2 separate regions of the Homo sapiens genome follow, and region 2 is linked to region 1. A link is an interaction called in ENCODE POLR2A ChIA-PET data of the cell type or tissue named here. Cell type or tissue: GM12878. All regions are shown on one strand. Each heading gives the region's core, and the rest is flanking DNA. Links, peaks and the distances in the headings are about the cores only.

Region 1 (5,395 bases), core at 120-5,119:
ATAAAAAGTTTCTGGATACTTTTAGTCATGAAGCCAATCTTCTTACAGTAATGAAGACATCCTTTCTGGGATATCCCGTCCTTTCTGGGATGTCTAGTCAAGGTGGAGTAAACATATTCCACTCTGTCTCTCTCTATGAAGGAAGTTAAAACCCTGGATGGAATGTATGTAGCATTTCTCTGAGGAGCCTGTAAAGTAAGTAGCAGCAGGTAGATTAACGAAAGAAACCAGAACCTGAAGTACTACTGAACCACTTTTCCCCTCTGGCATCTCCTGCTGCAGGACCGAGACAGCTGGAAAACAGGAACTATACATCAGGTACAGACAAAATGAACTCCAAGAAAACCCACTTAATTTTAGTCTAAAGAAGGAGAAAGGGGGCCTCATGGGATCAAAGAGAATTTATGTTTTCTACTGTTCTATCTCCCAGGAAATTCTATGGCAGTGGTGGTGACAATTGCAGTGGTGGCTGGTCAGGTATCCAAAACTCCAAGAAAGGAGAGTCCTTATGTATGACCAGAGAAACTGAAAGAAGTTCCTGCTGCTTTTTTCCCCTCTCTCTATCCTCTTGCCGCTCGGCGTTGGAGGCAGAAAGAGCTGGCCCCTTACTCTGGCCCATGATAGCCTTCAGTTTGCTGAGGGCTTGTATGTTTTTGCTCACTTGTTTTTCTACAATATTCTTCGGCTACAACGACCACCACATAAACTCTTGTTCACATATTTTATGTCCAGGACAAAGCTCCTATCCTTGATCAAACCTCTTCTTTCCGGAAATGGCTCTACCTACCTCTGTTATAATCATCTCGTCATTATCGCTTTTGCTCATAGGCTGTCACCTTCATTTGTGGATTCATTCCCACCCTTCAGTGGCTGTTTCAGTGCTTTCAACAAATATCTGAAGGAATGATCAAGTCTGTTTTCCTAGAAATAAAATATTCCAAGAAATATTTAAGGATACATTAAGATTTCAATAAAGCCTCAAAAGCACTTAAACAAAAATGAAATTATTTGAATATTTTATTATAGATACGACTGCAATACAATTTATTGCCCAAACTGGGAAATGTTTGAGAGTGAAAGGGGGAAAAGGCACTAAAATAATGAAGACATAGTATTTGATCTACAACAGGTATTAACTGGAACACATTACGGTCCTCATTGTAAACTTAATGGCAAATACCACCTTGTCTCTTGCTAGTTTCTTCACAGTTTCTTCTTCACCTACAGACCTGGATGTATACATATGTGCACAACCCCCTCTAGAAATGCACGTTTTAACTTCATGTCATATCCCAGACTAAGCCAACTAAGGAGAATAAAGATGTAGAAATTTTAATATTGCTTATAAAATTATATTTATGCAGCTTCCACCTTTCTTTCTAACTTTGTCTCTTACCTACTCTCCAAATACAATTTCTCCCAAACAGAAGAGATGAACAATTCCCTGGCACTTTGCAGTATACTGTAGCTTTTAATTGAGAAATGGAGCATTGTGGTTGAACATTCTTTTAGAATCATTCTCATAGGTTAAGATCTAGGTTTTGCTATTTACAATCCATGTAACTCCAGTTCTCTTATACTAAGTTTCCTCATCTATAAAGTGAAAACCAAAGGTAAACTCTCCAAGGGATATTGTGAGAATTTAATAAAATAATTGGCATAGAAATGTGAGATGTCCCAGGCAAAGTCATGTGTGTATTCACCCCAGTTCCCATTTTGTAAATGGCCATCTACATTACCAATTTCCACAAAATGGTATGAGAGGGAAACTGTTACATATTTAACATGAAGCCAGAAATTGTAAGGGAGGTTTAAATCTAAGAAACTTCCTTAGAGATTCTTCATCGCCTCTAAAGCAACATCCAATTCTCAGGCCGAAATATGTAACTACTGCTTGTCCGTTACCAAATTAATAGATGCTTCTTTCTAGCTCATTAGCACGTGTTGTTTAAACACCTTCTGCTCTGGAGGAGAAATACTTCTAGAATGAGGAAGAAAGAAGGAGATGGTAAAGAGCTTAATAGGTGGGTCTTAAACCGAACCCCACAAGAAAACCACTACCACCATCACAACAACAAACCAGACACCAGCTTGCTGAACCCCTGAGTGAAACTAAATTTCTTTTTCAAATCCAGAATATTTAACCAGGAGTGTGCTCTGATAATCAATTCTGATCAAACAAAAATTTATGTCTTCTGAAATTATCAAACCAGATTAAACTTGGAGGACCATCTGTTAAGACCAAGCTAATATTTTAACATCTTATTTGCTAGAGAAATCCATTTTCTTGTGTGTGCATTTGGTGTCATGAGTGGTGAAGGCCATTGAGTTAGACATTGTTAAGAGACCCACAATAGCATACTAGGTTTGGCTGAGTATCCTCCTGGCTAATTACTATGTCCTCTGAGGGAAGGAATCTCCAAATTACCAGGGAACCTGAAGCTCTTTACCTATCCACTTAGGATTCAACAGTTTCAACCCTGAAATGGTCTTTGATCAATGCACAAATCAAAAGACTAAGAGCTTTTACAGTATAACAGACATTATTTTGACTATAGGTGTTTCCATCAGCTCCTGGCTGACTTTCTCGTTGCCCTACTTCCGCTGGAAAACTAAGGTGGGTTATGTTTCCAGTTCACTTACTGAAGTCATCACTTGATTCTCTCCATAGTGGAGAAGAAGTCATCCTACAGTCTTTTGTTGCTACGATCTTTACAGAAAATTGTGAATAATATGACTATTTGAGTAATATCATGTCCTGGTTAATTATATATTTCTTAAGGTTACAAGTTAACAGAGCATTTTCTCACTCTCCACCCCCACATTAGCTCTGAAAGATTTGGTAAGGATTTATAGTTTCCTTTTCTCTGTGAAAATAGTATCTAAGTATGTGTGTTTGCATTGTTTGGCAGTTGTTTATACTCTAGTTTCTACCAAAACTAATTTATTTTGCCTTTGTAAGTATAATTTACTCCACATTTACCTCTTAACATAATCCAGCTGTAGGGGTTGAAAAACTATATCCTGTGGGCCAAATCCACCTGTTCTCATAATGTTTTTTAGGACACAAGTACAAGAATTTGCTTACTTATTGTCTACGGCTGTTTTCAATATCAGAGTAGATAGGTGTGACAGAGGCTGCATGGCTGGTGAAACAAAGAAAAAAAAATTACTACCTGGTCCTTTACAGAAAACATTTGCCAACCCCTTGTCTAGTGTAATCATTCCAAACACAGAAACTCACTGCACAGATTTATAGAAAGTAAAGTGCAGTGTACTCTGTTGAATATATTCTAAATCTATGACATATCTTAGAAGACATTAGTTTTAAGAAAATTATTATTGACAGCTGTTTTTTCATTCCTGAGGAATTCTCATTAATTAAAAAGTTCTTATGTAAAATGCAGCAAACTCCCAGTAATGCATGCTTCATAATTACAAAAATTCAAATGTTCTTATGTAAAAATCCTGCCTTCTAGTTTCATCAAAACTTAAGGATATTAAATGAGATTTAGAGTCACTGAATATATGCTCTGTATTTATTAATATATTATATATTTGGATGGGGGGGAGAAGAAGTAATGTGTTCCTGCATTTCAAAGAGCTTCTAATATTTATGAAGAGATATAATCCTAACAATGTCTTCCATAATTGAAATGTACAAAAAAATGAATAGCACAGAGAAGGCAGAATTCTGAGCTTTCACTTATTATCAGTAATTTATCATTAATTACAAACATTGGTTAAGCATTGATGCTGGCCCAAGCCCTTTGGTTTGCCTGAAATCTGATATTATACAAAGTAAGTCACGGTTTGTATTCTCAGTAAGCTTATAGCTAAAGACATAATTACTAGAAGAGAATAAAGTTAGTCTTTAGAGGAGCCATTAGCTGTCTATGGCCATACCACCCTGAATGCACCTGATCTTGTCTAAGAGTTATCTTTCAATAGCAGTGTTAAAGCATTTCTCTTGCACATCAAAGACCTGTTTTAAAAGTGGTGAAAGGGCTCAATTTGAAGGGAAAAGAGAGGGCATAATTTTATCTTTGATTTTAGACCATTGGCTGTCAAAATTTGCTGCATATTGAAATTCCTGAGTGATTCTAGTGCACAGCCAAAGCTGTGAACCACTGGTCTATAGTAATTCTTTTCGAACTTTAAAGTGCGTCAAATGACCTGAGCATCTTGTTAAAATGCAGATGCGTAAACTGTAGGTACAGGGTGGGGTCAGATGATGCTGATGCTACTGGTTCATGGAATACATTTGGAGTAACAAGAGTTGTGATTTGGAGTGTGTGTGGGTGTGTGCGTGTGTACATGACTGCAATGTGTGCATGCACGTATTCCTAATATGGCTGTTATTGTTCTCTCTAAAAATAAAACTTGTCCTCTCTCTGGGTTTCAAATACATAATGGCACACTCAACCAGAGGTGATTTTCACTCTTGATTATGGAAGATTCCTAATGAACTCCCATGCACAAGGACGCTCGCCTGCTGACTCATGCACCCTAGAACCCTACTTAGGCCATCAAGACAGTTCTCTTTGCTGTTAGCTCAGGTTTCTGCTCAGATGAGCCTGTGCTGCTGGCTCTGGAGGGGCCTCACTGATAATGGCATCTGAGGGCATTCAATTAGCACATTTCATGTTTCTCTGGTCATAGACACCTCATAATTTCTTCACTAATGCAGCTGGATCTTTTTCTTTTTCCAAATCATTAGGCATCCCTTCAATGTTACTTTCCACTTTCCAGCCTGTAGTGGATAAAGATTTTATTTTAATACTCAACACATTTGTGTGTTAGGGTAATTTAGGGAGAAACCAGGTGCTAACATATTTTAAAAGAGGAGTTTCATTTTTCTGAATTTTACTAAGACATTGATCCTGCCTCCTGTCTTTACTTGAATCAGAGTATGAATCCTTGGCATTAATAAATAGGTGTGATGAAGGCTGTGTCTGGAGATGAAAACTGAGTCTGAGAAGATAGAGAGGAGAAAAGGATGGGGACAATGAGTGAAGGGTTCTCAGACTCATGCCTGCAATGTAGGAGTAAAAACCCCTGTTTTGGGGGAAAGGTCATAGGTAATGAGTTCCTCATTTTGTCTTAAATCCTGGTCTTTTAGGAAAGAAAATCCCTGAAGCAAAGGTAAGATCTGGTAATACTTCCTCTGATGTGAGCTGGGTGAGAGGACTCCGTGTTTCAGAGCTTCTCAAACTTTACGTGAACAAGAATCCTTTGGAAGATCTTATTTAAAATGCAGATTCTGATTAGTCAGGTCCAGGTGGGGTCTGAGTTTGCGCATTTCTAACAAGCTTCCTGGTGATGTGGATGCCGCTAGTCTGAAAACCACACTTTGAGATGCAAGGCTTCATTGACATGCACCTGGGGCCCCAGT
Region 2 (5,395 bases), core at 129-5,128, 67 kb before region 1:
TTCCTTGCTTTCTGGAATGACAAGAGCCTCATTTTGTACTTACTCATGTCTACAATCAGCCATTTCTCCAAGGAACCCTGTTTCCTTTCAATGGGAAGTGGTCTTTAGAAACCATAATCTGAGCACTAAAGGTGCTCATTGCCACAGGATTGGTCACTGTTTCTAGGCCTTTCCAACAGACAGAAGTAGAAAATATTTACGTTTTCAAAAAATTACATCATGAGTTCATAGTAATATTTCCAACATAAATTCAGAATTTTTATTTAACTTATTTGATTTTACAGTTGTAGTTCCTTTCTCATATACTGAAAAATCTGTTATTAATGACATAAATGTATTATTTCTTTGCTTTATGCTAGCAATGTAAAACTTCAAAATTATATACCAATATTATTACCAGCAATATAATTACTAAATATTGTTTGATTTATTTATAGTTTTTGTCTTTAGTATTCCACTAAATATGTGTTACTAAATATACATGTGATATATCAATGTTTATTTTAATTATATGTAAATATACTTATAAATATATAGATTTATAGTTACAGATAAAGCATATACATAATTAAAGTCATTAGACTAATTACTATCTGTGTGGTTAAGCCAACAACTTACATAGTTATATTGATTTGTTTCATTTTTATTTATTTTTTAGAAATTTTTTTAAATGTTAGGTTAATTTTTTTGTTATATAAAACATTTACATGAGTCCAAAGACAAAGGTATAAAACTAATTGCTTTCAGAAAAGTTTAGCTTTCATCTCTTTCATCTCACCTTATAGATAGATAACCATTTATATTTATTTTCGGTTTACTCATTCATTTAAAAAAATCACAAGTACCTTTATATTCCTCCTTTTTTACAAAAAGATAGCACAGTATACATACTATTCTGAAGAAGACAGCATTTAGACTGCTCTTAAATAAAGTTCCACATATCAGATCTTCACAAATCTTAAGGTACTACTCATTAAAAAAGTTATTTAATAAAAATAACATATTATTTTTATTCTTAAAATTCAGATCCACTTAGTATAAGATTATTATGTTAGCATAGACCTAGTGGAAGAAATTATATTAAATTTAACTATTGTAAGGCTAGAACCCTGCTTTTTAAGAAGAAAAACACTGCTCACTTTAATGATGCATATTCAGCACTTATTATATGTGAGGCATGGTTTTAAGCACTTTCCAAATATTAACTTATTTAATCCTCATAATAATACCGCTAAATAGGCACCATTATTAACCCCATTTTAGAAATGTGGAAACTAAGGCAAGAGATGTTAAGAAACTGTTAACGTTTCCAGCTACTAAGCAACAGTTAGGATTTGAACTGAAGATCCTGGCTTCAGTGTCTGGGGTCTTAATTATTCACCCGGCTGCCATTCTCCATAGTTAATTTACATTGTATCTTTTTTTTTTTTTTGCTATTATAAGCAGCATTGCAGGGAACATCCTTGAAAATAAATTTTAGTTCTCATCAGTTAGTGTTTCGTTACAATGATAATTTATTGAGCTGAAATTTCTGAGTTGAAAGGTAGGCATATTTTAAGTTAAGCATTTTGGGATTTTTGATTATCTTTAGCACAAATAAATGAAAAGGAATCTATATGAATATGCTGACATGTACCCATGAGGTTTCTTTAAAAAATCAACTTTATTGATATAATCAAATACAGCCACCTTAATTATACAGTTAAATGTTTTGGCAAATGTATACACTTATGTAACCACCACCATAATCAAGAAATAGAACATTTCCTTTACTCTCAAGTTCCCCTGTGTTCATTAGCAATTTCCATGTTTTGAGAACTGATCCCTTTTACTTTCAGTTTTCTTTTTAGAGAGATAAATAAAGTTTTTTAGAAATAGGCCATCCCATTACTAAATAAACTGTCTTCAGGCAGAAACTAATATTTATACATGTCTGTTTTCTTTTCTGCTAGAATCTGTGTCAGAAACCATTGACTTGAAGCTATCAATATTAAATGCTGCTTACTCTATGTGAGCTGAAAGCTGGCATCCATTGTGCTGTTGATAACAAGCCTGAAACTCACATGTCTCATGGGTTACTTTCACCAGCCAGCCCTGCCTTTTCAGATGTGTATACTTGACTTTCATTTAGATAAAAAAAAAAAAACACATTTAAGTAACTATAGCAGCCTGTTTCCCTGAGGGAGTGTTATACATCTGTCCAAAAGATGGGAAATTTCAGTTTTTGAATGATCAGGAAATTTCACTTTTAATCAAAAGTATAACAGTGAGTTCCTCAGACATGACCAAATATATTAGCATATAATCATGGAATATTATAATTTTAAAATTAAAATCTACTAAATATTTACAAGAAAACTAAGAGCCAACAGGATTAAATGGCTTGCACAAGGTCACAAAATTTAAGGTCCGTTGGAATTAAAACCTTTTCTAACAGGATAAATTACCCATTCTCCATAAATCTCAGTCTGCTAATTCCCAATCTCATGTTCTTTTCAGTTTCATGCTGCTACTCCGTATTAGTCAAGTTGTTAGGCATGACTTTTCCCAGACAGAGATTACAGAAATTACAGATATTATATTCACTGTACCATGAGAAAATTTTCAGGGCTCATACTTTATAGTATTAATCAGGTATCAGTTGCAAACCAACCTTGTTACATCTATCTTCATATTTATTTGGTATAACATACATTTTCCCAAATAGCACACTGTGCCAGAGGGGTTAAAAAGAACATGTGCAACATCTCTGCAAAATCTTACTCTTGCTGCCAATCAGCATAGAACAGAATGACCCAATTACCAGTTGGAAAGGAAGCTGCTGCATACTTTAGAGTTCCCTTGTGACAGAGTGGAAAGTCTCACAAGATGGTTTGAATTGTGTTACTATGAAAACTTATGGTATTTTTTCTTATTGCAGAAGTAAAGCATACCTATTTGGAAAGAATAAATAACAATTTTTAAAATAATAAATAAAATAACAATTATCCCTAATATTTAAAAATTGATTTCTACTGTTCACATTTTGGTGTACATGTTTCCAAACTTATAAAAATATAAAGCCTTTATTACTTTGATATTAACAAAACTAATACATGAATAAATTTCCTTCATGTTAGACATAGTAGGACATAGCAGTTAAGGGCACAGACTCTAGATTATCTTGTTAGCACCTGGGATCTGTCAATTATTAGTCATATGACCTTGAGTAAGTTCATCTGGCAGTGGCCCAGTTTCCTCATCTATAAAATGGTGATGATTTTAGTATTGGCCTTATGGGGTTGTTGCCAGAATATAATGAAGTAATATATATACATTATTTACCAGGAAACTTCACACATCATTATTACAATGTTATCACTATAAAATAATGAAATCAATATAGATGCACTGAAGATTCCCTCTTGCTTACTACCTCTCTCCCTAACTCTAATCCTCTGCAGAGATAACCCACATTATGCTTACAACAGAGAACCCAACCATTCCAATGTTTTGATCTCTAAGGATCTATTTATAGTAGTGGTCTGCTTCTACTAGATCTAGAGTATTAATCAAACACTTCAAGAGTCCCAAATCAGTTTTCTGAATGAAGTAAAATTTGAAGACAGTCAGGCATTGTTGGGCATAAGCTAAATTGTCTTCCTTGTTGGGAGAAAAGTGGCTAACTATAAAAAGGCCCAGCCTATTTTACAGGTTTAGATAGGGGGAAGAAAATGATCTAGGTGCTGCTCTGGCCAGTCTTGACTGTTGCTGACAAGGTTGGAGGCTGTAGTTTTTACACATTTCCACTATGGCCTGTAAAAGTTTATGTCTTTACTTGCATGAACAGGGATCAATAGAAACAGTTTCAACTGAGTTCCATCTCTATTCCATTTCAGATATTTTTTACTCTTTGAAACCCAGCCTCAAATATTTCCTGTCTTCGCTTTTCACCTCATGGTGATGTCATTTGTCATTCTCACTGTAGAATGAATGGGTCTCTACTCATGGCTGGAGACATGACTACTGACAGATCGCACATTTTCATCTTGTGTCCCTCCTTAATTGAAGAGAGAATACTTCTTTTTACCTAGTTCAAATTCTGGACAAAAGGGGTCCAAATGGGGTCAGGGTCTGACCTCCTGGATAATCAACTATGGCCAGAAAGAAGGGGGTCCTGTAAAACACGACAACCCCTGCTAGAAGCACATGCTAGGAATGGTAGAAGAGCATTTCTCATAAAAAGGAAGGTAGGAATGAGTGGAGCATGCTGCTCTTGTAATGATGGTAGGAGCTAAGCAGTCCATAGCACCACCATGACCTTTCTTAATTTCCGTCTGCTCTCTGCCTGCACATCACCTCACTTTCATTACTCAGCAGCATGCTGTGGGTGTGACTTTTGCTCTTGTATGCCATTGATGCCATCTGCTCCTGCCTTCTCTCCTTTGATGTCATTATACAGATGGCAAGGGCACAATGGGAAATGGCACTTAGTTCAATATGGTAGCTCAGGATACATCAAACCTGCCCTGCATCAATGCTGCTGATAACTAATCCAGCTCATGTGTAAGTCTAATAATGGAATAATTATTACATTTTGGCTTAGCCTCTGAAATCCCATCATAAATTATTGGAACTATATGCATCCATTTCAAAATATGCATCTTATACATTATGGGAGCTAAAATATGCGATTGTTTTAAATGTAATCTGGTAGATTTCTAAGAAATGATGATAACTTACTAATAGTCACCTACCAAGGTTCAGAAATTTTGTTGACATTATAAACAATGGAAAATGTCTTACAAATGTGCTTGTTAATTTGACCATGTAGGTGTCAGAGCTAATCAGTCAACAGCTACAGCTAATGCAGGAAAGAAGAAAAATTAATATTCATTAGACTCTTGTTTACACTTCTGTTGTCAAGGTCAATCAGTTTGCTTTAAGCACAACGTTTCAGTCTTATTAAAGTCATTAGTACCCTTCAGTATACAGAGAACACTTGGGTTTCATAAGTGTGTTTGATTCACACATCACTCCCATTGCACAGGGGCCCAGGTTTAGGCCATCATTTTCTGGGATTTAGATGTAGACCTTTATTTAGACTAACAAATTATCACAATAGAATAATAGCTTAAAAGTGGGACCAAAATTCATGTTTTTGGTAATATTCTCAATTGCAGAATCTAATAAGTATTCAGCTTTTCAATTTTAACACAAATATTACATATAACAAAGCAGTCACCATCAGGCCCTGGTAATGCAAAAAATGCTTCTTTGGTATTTCTGTTTACCTTTGTATCAAAAATGATTATTGTTAACAACTAAACTGTGATAAGAAATTTTTACTGAAGAACAGTGAATGTAGTTAGGATTCCATGAGTACAATATTAACAGTATAATTTTTTCTTATTAC

Evidence for each region. Peaks named below come from ENCODE experiments on the same cell type or tissue, not always from the same donor. Only the 100,000 strongest peaks of a DNase experiment are listed, where the experiment ranks them.
Region 2: POLR2A ChIA-PET joins it to region 1 with 7 read pairs; 2 of 35 experiments call an interaction of 5 or more read pairs at or near these places.

The regions. Positions count from the first base shown.
Region 1 is chr3:28,081,809-28,087,203 of GRCh38, reverse strand. No RefSeq gene overlaps it. Among named protein-coding and RNA genes, the nearest start is that of LINC01967, 56 kb to the right of the region's middle. RefSeq lists a silencer at 5,301-5,350. In GM12878, for the core only: no CTCF peak of the experiment used is centred there; no DNase peak of the experiment used is centred there.
Region 2 is chr3:28,148,475-28,153,869 of GRCh38, reverse strand. No RefSeq gene overlaps it. Among named protein-coding and RNA genes, the nearest start is that of CMC1, 90 kb to the left of the region's middle. RefSeq lists a silencer at 2,043-2,112. In GM12878, for the core only: no CTCF peak of the experiment used is centred there; a DNase peak (open chromatin) is centred at 2,049.